Regions from separate parts of the Homo sapiens genome. Here region 1 is linked to region 2. A link is a loop called in an ENCODE intact Hi-C map of the cell type or tissue named here. Cell type or tissue: Panc1. All regions are shown on one strand. Each heading gives the region's core, and the rest is flanking DNA. Links, peaks and the distances in the headings are about the cores only.

Evidence for each region. A loop is a pair of places that touch in the nucleus more often than their neighbours do. Peaks named below come from ENCODE experiments on the same cell type or tissue, not always from the same donor. Only the 100,000 strongest peaks of a DNase experiment are listed, where the experiment ranks them.
Region 1: it touches region 2 in a loop (7-fold over the local background); 62 of 110 quality-filtered maps call a loop at or near these places.

The regions. Positions count from the first base shown.
Region 1 is chr6:50,126,857-50,129,789 of GRCh38, reverse strand. No RefSeq gene overlaps it. Among named protein-coding and RNA genes, the nearest start is that of DEFB112, 78 kb to the right of the region's middle. In Panc1, for the core only: no CTCF peak of the experiment used is centred there; a DNase peak (open chromatin) is centred at 1,148.
Region 2 is chr6:50,600,645-50,603,577 of GRCh38, reverse strand. No RefSeq gene overlaps it. Among named protein-coding and RNA genes, the nearest start is that of TFAP2D, 110 kb to the left of the region's middle. In Panc1, for the core only: CTCF peaks have their summits at 980 and 1,189 (motif pointing right); a DNase peak (open chromatin) is centred at 1,187.

The DNA of each region.
Region 1 (2,933 bases), core at 132-2,631, 470 kb after region 2:
TATACAGCCTTTTGGATCAAACTGCTGATGTCTGCAGGCAGCATGTCAGCTGGGAAATGTCACCACCTCTACATTTCCAGAACTGTGTTAATACTCACAACCTGTACAACCACCACCACCACTCCAATTAAAGCCTATCAATGTATCAGGCTTTGTGCATTATATGAATTTTCTAACATTGTTCCCAAATCAACTCAAAAGAATATCATTACCCTAATTGCTAGATAAGAAAATCAAGATGTAGAAATTTCATAAATTGCCCAGTGTGCTGGAATTCAAATACAGGCACATCAGCTCAGGATCTGTATTGATTCCCACCAAACTAAACTGCAGCTTTGGGCAAAAGGCTGAAATATATTGACTCCTATCAGCAGGTGTTATGAGTGTTGGGAGCATTTAGCAAACCTTCCTCTTCACCTCCCCGCATACATAACCTAAACTCAGATTAAGCAGAGAGAAGCATATCTCCACTTTGATATTTGGTAGACCTCATGGAAAGTAGCCTATTGGTTCTGTAAGAATCGCATTCTATCTCCACTTCTCTTTCTCAAACTTTTACCTGACACTTTCCAAACTCTTTTTAAGATTAACTACTTTTCCTTTCACTGATACTTTTTCTCCTTTTTCTTGTATCAGTATTTTCCTGCTTCCACACAAACACACAAACATATGAACTGATATTTTTGAGATCTACTCATTTTATCTCTTTACTTTGACTGAAGAATAAGAATATTTTCTAGAATTATTCATTTAATTATTAAAAAATATTTTATCTTTGATTGTTAAGCATCCCATTAAACTTCAGGAAGTCTTTTTCAGAAAGAATTTTTAAAACTATTTTAATATAATATTGCTACATTAAATAAAGAAAAAGATTTTGAACAAAGAAAATAGAATATTTGTTTATAATAGCTACCTCTTTATGCAAAAAATTTTTTAAACTGTAGAATTTAGAGAACACTTTCTGAAAAAGTTATCATGTTTCACACCTCTTAATGAATAGCAGATGTTGACAATGAATTTTAATTTCTCTATTTTATGTTTATTACATATATATTTTAATCAAACTGGAAAAGTGAAAGCAATTGTGAAGTCTTAAGAGCTTTAAAAGAAGGTTATTTCGAGTATGAAGTAGATGAATGCAGTTTTTCATTGTGACAACAGTGCCACCTAGTGTTTTATCTAAAACTATAAAATAAAAATTTAAATTTTGGCTGCAAATAATAAGCCTTTATTTATACATAGGCTAATATCAGACATTTTAAATGCGAGCAAAAGAGAAAATATTACTTTTTAAAACATCAAAAGTAAGTTATTAAAATTCTTATAGCCCTTTTAGTGTAGAAAAAGGTTAATTTCTCCTTTAATGAAGAATAGGACTATTCACTCTAGAGGCACAAAATTGCATCTTTATCATAATTATTCATCTAAAATAAGAAACTTGTCAAATTAATCTACTATAGTGAAATTTTGTCTTATTTAATTAGAATTTAAGGAAATGATATCTGTGAATTAATAAAATATTTGAATTTAATTTTTAATTTTATTTTTAAATAATAGATTCTTCTATATAGTTATCAAGATGCACTAACATAGAAGAAAGTATAATAAATGTCTGGAAATTCTGTAATTATTTACAGTCACTCTTCTATATGCTGATCTAGGCAATTAAGGTGACTAAGAATTATTAGTTTCTTCATGAGGTTTAAACTTATACAAGCACTTATTTTTAATAATATGGCAAAGTAATACAAATATAAACTTCAGCGTAGCCTTTGTCAAAATTGTCACAAATTCATTCTACAGTCTTGGTATTTCTAAAATAACTTTAAAAGGAAATATTTTACAAAACTTATTTAACTAGTTACAAATATATACTTACAATGTAAGCATTCAAAGTTTGTTAATGCAATTAATATTTGTTCAAAGGGTAACTACTTCTCTATGAAAGGCATCTAAAGCTCAAATTTAAATGACTTAGGATTTTGTTTCCTGAACACTTCAAACTGTTCTCTAAAATAACTCTCCTTTTCCCATTATGCATAGAAACAGCTCAATACTTTCCATGAGCATGAGCAGAAAATTATTTGACTGCTCTTCTGTGATATTTCACTGCTTCATGGGGCATGAATTGCATTAAGACCAAAATAAAAGAGGCTAATAATAAACACTAGACTTCCTTTTCTTTTCTTTGCACATAATATATGCTCAACAAATGTTTACTTGTACTCCCATTCCCTGTTTAACTGAGTATTACGTTATATTTCATTTATCTAATATTTACTTCCTCAAGTTTTGTAGATAATAAATGGGATTCTCTTTTATTTTTATGCTAAACACAACCTCAGCCTCCTCTTGCATAATTTGTTGTTAGTCTTATGCCTAATTTATGATCCAGGAAGGTGAGATACACAGCATATTCATAAGAGAGTTTGTGGCAAATGCTGTTAGTTAACCCAATATATTACCGGCCTCATTCTCATTTGCTCACCTTTCTTACAGAAGCATGCCAGGAACCCCAAGTGCTTCTTGGAAAGCATTGGGTTATTCTATAAAGGACTGAATGAATTACTGGCTCTATCTTTCCTTTCCTCTCTTCTTCTTCCCTTGAACATGAACTTGATGCCCATAGCTTTAGCAGCTGTCTCAAATCTGTTACAGAATGACCAAGATAATTTTAGAAAATTCCAGTCCTGATACAATTAACTACTGAATTAAATCCAGCAGACACTTATTCCAGATTTCCTGTTATGTGAAAGAAGAAACAAAAATTTAAGTCATTAGTCACTGGGTTTTGTAATACTTGCAGCTGAAAATCATCCTGAGTTGTCTAGAAGTAGAGGTTCAGATTATAGTAATTAAACCTCTAGGCACATTAACCTGAATAAGTTTCAGCAATGAAATAATTGATTGTTATATTTTATAAAGAACTG
Region 2 (2,933 bases), core at 227-2,726:
GTGGTATCATTTTTTATTAACATAATACAAATATCCTGTGCAGTGCTACCTCCTTCATTGCTTGCGGCTTCAGAATCAAAATGTCACAGCAAATTTTACTTTCACTAATAGATTGAGACTTGTACATTACATTAGTCAGAGTGAACAGTAGTGTGGTATTATGCCAAAATGGCAAAAGCAGGCACATACAACAATACCCTAAATTACATCTTGGTTCTCCTCCATCCCCAAACAATAACAAAAGGATAAGAAGCTTGGGTAGTTTATTACCTTTTTCGAGAAAAGTTCACCCTTCTGCAACTTCTCTATATGCATTGTCAAAATATCACATTATACAATTCACTGGAAGTGAACTTATTCCTAAATACCCATTAGGTTCCCAGGAGATGCCTTACATTAATTGTTTAGTGAAAGCACCCTTAGGCTATCACCAGGGAAGCACATTTAATGCATAAAAAGAGAAGTTGACAGAGATCCCTGTAGAACAAGATGCATCTACCAAGCTCAAGACTTCTCTAGGAAGAATCCTATGAGGCAGTGTCGAGGATGGTTATTTGGGGGTCGGGGTAGTTTTTCTTCTTTTTTTCTTAGTAGCACAAACATAGAAATTGTGTGGGAGGGAAAAAATGATGCTAGAAAATGATTAGAAAAATACTACTCTGTAATTGTAAACAGAATTAGCTTAAGTGTCTGGGTTCTGAGGCATCGATGTAGTTTACAGACAAAAAGAATTGCAAAAGTTAGAGACGAAGGGTATTATCCACCTAACGATGTTATAAAAAAAGAACAATGGCAAACAGTAGAGGGAAGAAAGACAAGTTTTAAATTTTATGAGACGAAACTTAGCAAAGTTTTAGGCTAATGGCCAAATAGTTTGATAGAGGGAGAAAAGTCAAGTCACAAAATGAATGACATTGAATTCTGGCAAAATATGTTTTCATGTCTGTCTGCCACATTGCCTCTCAAAACGTTTCTCGTTCTGAATATACCAGATTTTTATCACTCCCTTGTTTAATTACAATTGCTGATAAAACTATTGTACATCTATTATGCACTATTATGTTTGTTTATTTCACATCATTTTGTTTAGAATGTTTCTAAAAAGGAAATGTAAAAAAGCAAACAAAATATGTGCTTGGTGTCATAAACCCCTCCACCTCCTTTTTTGTATGCAGTACTGAAAAAATTCCACTAGAGGGGGCACTAGTAAAACAAGAAGCAAGATTTTAAACTTTTTCATTCTTTTCTCTTAGAGGTGAATATGACTCCCTTCTCTAATACCTGGACAGGAATATTTTGAGGAGGTTTTAGAAAAACAGTGGATATGCCACATGGAAAGAATTTTCAGGTCTTTAAAATACTTCTGTTTACTTTTTTAAAAATTTAATGTTAATGTGCTGCAGTTAAATATCAACTTAACATAAATTCCTGGTTAAATATAGACAGAATTTTATGTATGTTTGTATTATAACTACTGAAAGCTGAAGTCTTAAAGAAGAGATGTTTGGCCCATGTGACTTTTCTTTAGGGACTCTTATCATTACATATGCGACTAAATGACCAGAATGATTCTTCAGTTGTCAAATTGAATTTACCTGAGGCACAGGCATGGTCTTAGCTTCTGTTGTTTGATCACAGAAAAAAAAAAAGAAAAATTTAAGTTAATAGAAAAATATGTCATCTGGCACTTAATCTTTATTAAGTGCCAAAAATTTGCCAAGCATTATAAACCTTCATATAACCATTAATTTGATGCTGTGTTTTATTACTGTTATTTCTCTTAAGTCATATTCATTTATGAAACTTCCTTAGTTAGTGACTAACAATGTTAGCAAGACAGGGGGACCCTTTGATGTGTGAGTGGCATCTTGAGAATCTACCGTGAGCTTTGGCATCAGCGAGGAAAGGCCTGCCCACAAAGAGCTCCAGCCAGTCTCTCTTCCTAAACTTCTCCACTTCCTAATACATCACGTTCACAAAAACTTTAATTGTCAAATGTTGTAAAATGTCATGTTATATCAGATTAAATAAAATCATCTGTCCTAAATCCTTATCATAACACCTGGTGGAATATGTGTATTCAATAAATGTTAGCAAGAATTTTGAATTACCGTTCATTCAAAGTCATTCTTTGTATCTTGAAGTATATAGGTTGTTTAGATTTTTATGTTGTGCTACCTTTCTTAGTATTTCTATCCCATCTTTTTCTGACATCACCTAACACAGCTCTTCTGGAGGAAACTGGCTACTCCTTGCTTGAAGATTCTTTCTATCCTGACATACTAAAATGTTATGGATTGGTATTTCTTATGCCTTTTGGTAGACTGCCAGTATTTTCTACAAATGTCAGAAGAATGTTTTAGAAAATTATGTGTAAGTTCCCCTAGCCATCAAAATTTCATTGTCACTAAAAATAGCTCTAAGGAGAATAACCACCATGTGCTATATATCAGAGTCATTAGAACATTCGATCTGGAATATGTTCTGGGAAATTATTTAGCACAAATGCCTCAAACAAATGGAACCTGAGGCCTAGAAGAGTTAAATGACTGCCTAAGGTCACACACGAGTTGTGAGCTGGGCCACAATTGAAACTGGTATCTCTGTTCTCCTCTCCTCAGATTCTTTTTTTTTTTTTTAACTCAATTTATAGAATGGATCATTTCCTTGTTTGATTTGGGAAATTAAAAAAAAAGGTTTTGTGAGTAGATAGAAGGTGATGAAATGTCCCAGGCCTAACAACCATTAGCATAGCACTTCAGAGTTTATGAAATCCCTTTCAAAATATGGTCACCTTTAATTGATGCCTTGGTGGTAGGTGACGGAACTTTTTATGTTCACTTATACCACAAGAAAACTTTTCTCATATCTTTAATCAACTTCTTCATTCTGTTTTTACTAATTCCAATAGTAAAGTAAGAGCTGATACCCCT